2 separate regions of the Homo sapiens genome follow, and region 2 is linked to region 1. Evidence: chromatin contacts called from ENCODE Hi-C or POLR2A ChIA-PET data. All regions are on one chromosome and are shown on one strand. Each heading gives the region's core, a stretch centred on a gene start or an enhancer-like site at or near the end of the contact. The rest is flanking DNA. Distances are from core to core; before and after follow the strand shown.

What was found. A loop is a pair of places that touch in the nucleus more often than their neighbours do. ChIA-PET counts read pairs that join two places held with the same protein, here RNA polymerase II (POLR2A).
Region 2: a loop to region 1 is called in a map of chondrocyte, with 2.6 times the contacts of the local background. The contact joins two enhancer-like sites. A Hi-C loop is called at or near these places in 1 of 168 maps with a recorded cell type or tissue (chondrocyte). POLR2A ChIA-PET finds 5 or more read pairs at or near these places in 1 of 52 experiments (WTC11).

What each region holds. Positions count from the first base shown.
Region 1 is chr1:63,690,818-63,694,201 of GRCh38, reverse strand. The region is part of intron 1 of LOC105378771 (a long non-coding RNA gene); the gene reads right to left. Among named protein-coding and RNA genes, the nearest start is that of ROR1, 82 kb to the left of the region's middle. Within about 2 kb of position 2,106, at least 7 of the 41 ENCODE cell types and tissues checked have a DNase peak (open chromatin) inside an H3K27ac peak, as active enhancers do.
Region 2 is chr1:63,967,459-63,970,741 of GRCh38, reverse strand. The region is part of intron 1 of ROR1 (receptor tyrosine kinase like orphan receptor 1); the gene reads right to left. Among named protein-coding and RNA genes, the nearest start is that of ROR1-AS1, 140 kb to the left of the region's middle. Within about 2 kb of position 1,986, at least 7 of the 41 ENCODE cell types and tissues checked have a DNase peak (open chromatin) inside an H3K27ac peak, as active enhancers do.

The DNA.
Region 1 (3,384 bases), core at 857-3,356:
CCTGGGCCCCTGCTAGAATGCCTGCATCTGTATTCTTTCCAAAGATGATTCATCCTTCAAGCCTCTTTTCCTCCAAGAAGCCTCCCCTGACTACCCTGGCATAAGCGGTCTTTACTTTCACTAGCAGCAGTTCTTGAATACTTATTGTATGCTAAGAACTGTGCTTGGCAATTTACATTCATGCATTATTTATATGTAATAAATGTAAAATGTGTTTACATTTATTACTTAATCTTTACAAGAGGCCTATTAAATGTGGGCTATTGTTATCCCCAGTTTACAGAAAAGGGAATGAAATCCCCATCAATATAAGAGCTAGTCGTGTACTACACAGTGGGTTAAATTCTTTCCATGGATTATCTAGATTATCCTCACAACAACCCCATTAAGTTGGTACTGTTACTATCATTTTCACTGAACTGACAAGAAACCTGAGTCTCAGAATGGTGAACTTATTCAGATTCTCACAGAGATTAGGTCATGCATCCAGGATCAAACCCAGCCCCACTGGCTTCCCAGTGAGGATGATGACTTGCCCAGGGTCATCCCCAAGCACAGGTGGTACCCCCTGATCTGAAAGCCCATGCTTCACCCCCTGCTCTAGACAGCCTTCCATCACCCAACTGTCCATCCAAACCACCACTCACTTGGTTCTTTTTCTTGGTGGTTTTTTGTTTTTTGTTTTTGAGGCAGAGTCTCGCTGTGTCACTCAGGCTGGAGTGCAGTAGCAGGATCTCTGCTCACTGCAACCTCTGCCTCCCAGGTTCAAGCAATTCTCCTGCCTCAGCCTCCCGAGTAGCTGGGATTGACAGGCACCCACCACCATGCCTGGCTAATTTTTGTATTTTTAGTAGAGATGGGGCTTTGCCATGTTGGCGAGGCTGGTCTCGAACTTCAGACCTCAAGCGATCCACCTGCCTCGGCCTCCCAAAGTGCTGGGACTACAGGTGTAAGTCACCATGCCTGGCCCTCATATTATTTCATTAATGAATTATTCTTTACCCTTTAGATGGTATTTATTCATTTGTGTGTTGATTCATTGACTCTGTAAATATGCTTAGAACTTATGCTAAATGCCAGCTCTTTGAAAAGGTGTTTGATGAACAAGTCAACATGGTCTCTGGTCTCACAGAGTTTGCAATATGTTGGAGTGCCTTTTAAGTGGCAATCCTCATATTATTTATCTCTTTTTTTTTTTTTTTTTTTTGAGTCAGTCTCAGTCCATCACCATATTGGCCAGGCTGGTCTTGAACTCCTGACCTCAAGTGATCCACCAACCTTGGCTTCCCAAAGTGCTGGGATTACAGGTGTGAGCCACCGCGCCAGGCCCTTTACTTGTTATTAAATAGCATGTTTGTTCCTATGTTTTTCTTCTCTAGCTGGATCACAATTTCCTTCTGAACAGAAAACGTGCCTTTGAAACCTCGGTATCCCAACACATGAGTGCTTATGCAGTATTGATTAATTGGTTGATTAATAAGATGACTCAACTACAGAATTAATTTTGCATTTTTTTTTTTAGTATGGAGGTGTTTGTATAAACCAGCAGCCCAAAGGTACATTGCAGAAATGGTGATTGCAAATCCCATTTACTTTTCATACCTTATAAAGTACAGCCCAAAATAAAAATGTCATGTGCTTAAAAGAAAAAAAAAATTGAAATTCATATCTCTCTTGAAGGATTACCTTTTTTAAACACCCCTGAGTCCCTAGAATGCCACCAAGTAGTTGCTCTATAAATACTGTTAATCAATTGGTGCATAGAGACACATTATATCTTAACAGTGAGGAATATTTTTGTTAGGTTTTTGGTCCCCTAGACTTTTATTGTAGCTTAAGTCCCATTGATTTTACACTGGACCTGATTTCTTTATGTGAATTTCCTTCCTCAATAACATAAGGGCCTACTCCCTGAGAACAGATTGTAAAGTTTTGAAATAGCTTTGTACAAGGAAAAAAAAAAAAAGCAAGCAAGCAAGAAAGAAAAGATTTTACTGCCAGACTATTTTTCCAGCTCTTACATCAGAAGTCAGATGTTGCCTGTTGGTTTCCTTCGCTAAGGACCAGCTTTAATCCATCGTGTTGTCGCCTTCTACTGGTGACAAATGGAAGGTGACTTGTTCTATAAGGCTAGGGCGTGGAAGCTTTTTGCCTTTAAAATATTCAGCTGCTTTTGTAGCTAAGAACATTTTGTTTTCAACAGTAAATCTACCAGCCGGTGGCAGGCTCGATTTACTCACCTAAATAAAAATCTTTCCCCAATTCTCAGGGCCCTCCAGGACTAATTTTACAGCAACTCTTACTTTCATTGTATCATATTCATATCCTACAATTTCACTCCATCAGAGCTTCTCCTAAGGAACTCTATTTTTCATCATTGTTTCCTCTGCACCTAGCACAGGTCTGGAGACAGAGTAGTTACACAATAAATGTTCATTGAATACATGTATGTGGAAATTAATTAAAGCATGAAAGGAAGGGAGCTCCAGAGGGAGATTTTCTTTTAATTTTTTTTTTTGTTTGAGACGAGGTCTCACTATGTTGCCCAAGCTGGTCTCAAACTCCTGAGCTCAAGCAATCCATCCGCCTTGGCCTCCCAGACAAACTGCTAGGATTACAGGCATGAACCACCGCGCCTGGCTAAGAGAGGGAGATTTTCTATATGTCTCTCAGCTGGTGGCAAGCTGCAGAAAGCCACATTTGGTTTCGTCATCAAGAAGTGCTTCAAAATTTTCATCAGCAGATTCTAAAATCAGGGTAAAAACTATTTTTTCCCTTTTCCTCTTTTTCCTGTAGCTGAGCAGAATTAAATGCCTGACATTGTTTAAATCAAGGTCATTAGGCTCTCAGACTCTCAGGCTGTGCTTTTCACTTTTTTCTTTGAGGTTCTTGGTAATTGCAGGGCAGCTGAGTTTTTTTTTTTTTTTTTCTAGAAGGCAGAATCAAAGAAACTAGTCAGCATAGCTGTGATGGACATTTGCAGGTTGTACTGTCTAGCATCAATCTTCCTTTCCATTAGGGGAACACCTGTTGTGGGTAGCTTGAAGGGACAGTGCCCTGCCTCCTTCTCCTGGTCTCCTGGCAGCCACGAACCTGGCATGTAAGCCAACATCAGCCAGTTGAATACTCTTTGACTCATGAGGGGATGGTGAAACTTGAAAGGTCATTACAGTTATTTTATAGTAGCAGTTGTGGGGGTGAAGGGCACAGACCCAGGGATAAGCTTGGCTGGAGAGTCCATGCTTCCATCAGGAGGCCATGCCCCAGACATAGCACCTTCCAGGCAGTGAAAGTTGGGGCTCCAGCATCTCCAAGCGTCTTGGCCCTCTGGAGTTGTCTTGTGTAATGGTTAATATTGTAATATTGTAATGGTTAATATTGAGT
Region 2 (3,283 bases), core at 737-3,236, 280 kb before region 1:
AATTCATGTAAAGTAGTTAGAAGGCGCCTGGCAGAAGACGCTGTCAGTGAATGTTAACTATTATTCTTACTTAGGCATTTTTCTCCTTTCTAATCAGAATCTTAGACAGCAGCCCATGTATGATTCCTTTTATACCAATGTATTTTTTTAAGTGCGGTTGATCTTAGGGTTCAGTGGCATGAACTACACAATGTGAGTTTGCCAGAGAGGTTGAAGAGCTTCCTAAAGGAAGCAAGAGTTATAACCAGAGTTTGGTCCAAGGAAGGACCAAGAGAACAAAACAATTGGTGTGTTATTATTATTACTGTGTAACCTTACTTTTATGTCCAGACTAATGTCATCCGGAGAAACAAAAATTTATCTTTTAATCAATATTTATTAAGTACCTACAATTACATATTACTGGGCTAGATTCTAGAAACACAAAAAGTGGTGGCCTCTGCCCTCACCAAGCCCATGGTCTTCTGGTGATAGCAAGGAGACCAAGCAGTGTCTTAATGGTGATGATGGAGGAGGTACAGGGTCTATGGCAACAGGAAGTAGAGGTGTCCAACCTAGACTTGGGAATTCGATAAAGATTTCCTGGAGGAAGTAGTGTCTGATTCAATATCTAAAGAATGAAATGGGGTGGTTCAGATAAATGAGGGAAGGAGTGGGGGAGGAAGACGCAAGGGAGAGAACATTCTAAACAGAGGTAACAGCATGCATGAAGATATAAAGGTCATAAGGTAAAATGAGTATGATATGGATAAAAGAAAGTAATGATTTATGACTAAAGTCTTAAGATTTGAGGAAAAAGAGGGCAGGTAATTAGACTGGAGAACTCAGGAGTGCCATATTAAAGAGAAAGGGCAGTGGGCAGCCAGGCAGGAGGCACTGTGCAGAGGAGTCATGTGATCAGAGTTACAAGGAGACAGATTCATCTGTCTGGAATGTGAAAGGGAGAAAGACAGGTGGCAGGGAAACCTCAAGAGAGGTAGTGGTTAGATTAAAAAGAAGGGGACTGAAATGAATGAGATCAACACGGGAGGGGGAATCCACAGAACTGGACGGTTCATCACACATGGAGGGGTGGAAAACACATGGAAGAGCGGAGATTTCTGGCTCGGACACTGGATGGACAATGGGGCCATTCATGGGGACAGGAAACACAGGAGAAGCCAGTTTGCAGGGAAGAGAAGTGGAGATGACACCAAACTCAGTTTTGAACAAGCCAACTTATACACAGTTGTTAGACTGCCAAGGGGAACTATCCAGCTGACTACCAGTGCTATGAGTCCATAGCTCAGGAGGGCACCCCAGCCTAGACTTATAGATGGCCAATCCTTCCTCAGTAAGCAGTATCTGCAAGGACAGGAGAGCCTGAAACTCTCAAGTGAGATTGCACAATGTGAGAGAAGGCCTGAGACCAAACTGGGAAGAACCAAAGAATTCAAGGAAAAGACAAAGAAAACAAGAGTTGCAACGAAGTGAAATATCTTGTCTGCATCTCCTTCCAACCCCAATGGGCATTAATCTTTATGACAGCAAGTCTTCCATCTTCTTCATTCTTTTATTCCCAGCACCTGGCACAAAAAGCAGCAACTCAGTAAATATTTTGTGAGTGAATGAGTAAACTGTCCAAGGTCACACAATCAGAAACTGGCATAACTACAGTAGTCTGGATGATTTCAGATAGGATTTCTTCTCCCACACCCCCCTGCAGGCTTAGAGAATCCAGGATTTGGAGTAAAGTGATACTGAGGGTTTGCTGCATTAATAGCATTCCAAGGAAGCTCCTATTTAATGCTCTCCATCACAAAACACTTAGTGGGAAATTAAATTCATTCATTTTATTATTTCCTGGGTCTGCACTCCCTTCTATAAACATTGAACTCTGTGTTGAACAAATTCCTGCACATTTAGACATATGCTGGCTGTGCTGCTGTGGTCATTGGCAGAAAAGTTTACAGGGTGACCTTCTCTTTCCGCCTTTAACCGTAGTGCCATGGACATGGAGCCCAGCCAGACAGTCCAACAGATGCTATAGTTAGGACCTTTCAAAGAAGGTCCTGATGCCAAGCATGAAACTAGTGGGTGTATACAATAAACTCGGGGGCAGAATAGTTTGATCCATCTCACTGTTTTCTGTCAAGGTATTTCCCACGCAGTGAAGAAACCTGCATTGACATTTTTGGTGTTTATTACCAGGATTGTCTATATTTCAGATGAGGTTTGAACTTTTAAATATAATTTTTCTCATACGAAAAATAATACTCATTGTAAAAAAAAACAGAAAGAGAAGTGTTAATAAGAGAATAAAAATATTTCATGATCCACTATCCAGTAATAACCATTATCATTTGGGGTTATTTCCTCTACTTTTTATATCTACTGTTCTAAATAGCTGAGGTGGAACAAAATATCTTTGTATATGGCTCTTTAGTATAAATATTCTTATCAAGTTTATATAATCATTCTCCTATTGCTGAGCATTTTATTTTGTATTCTGCTTGTCAGTACTGTAAATAAAATTGTTATAGTCACTTTATCCATAAATCGTTATCTACATTCCAGGCTATTTCGCTAGAACATATTCCTAAAAGTGGATGACTAGCTTCGGATACAACTATTTAACATTCTTGGATCTGACAGAAAAAATTCTTACCATCTATCTGTAAATTATAAACAGATGCAGAAGTATGCACAGGCATATGCACACAGACAACCCCACCAGTTTCCATAGGCCTTAAAGGAAACAAAATGTAAGAAGGAATTTGTGTATCTATTGTAAGAAGAACTTCCCAAACTAATTTCACTTTCCAGGATAAAAAACATGTGTAAAACTATACTTCATCCTCACATGAATGTTTATGCATAAAGTGTTCCAGCACACCACCAGTCAACAGAAACCCAAATGCCCCAAGGTGACATCAAGTTTCAGAGCCAGGAGGAACTCAGGAGATCCTAGAGTCCAAGCTCCCCCTCCAATTCTATGATTGAGGAAGCTGGGGCCCTGAGGGCAAACTCTGATTTTATCACTGACTTTAGTGATAAAGTCACACAAATAGTACATGGCAGAATTAGGACTGGGGCAGGTCACTTTAGAGCAGTTCAGTGCCAACGGAACATCTTCTAAATGCCAGGTACTGTATTCGATGCTGGAAATAGAGGTGAACCCAACAGGGTTGATGATGGTGGTAGGGATAGAGGAGGAGAACTCCTAAGATGAGTGGAGGCCAGGGGTGGTGGCATGCACCTGTAGTCCCAGCTACTCAGGAGACTGAGGCAGGAGGATCGATGG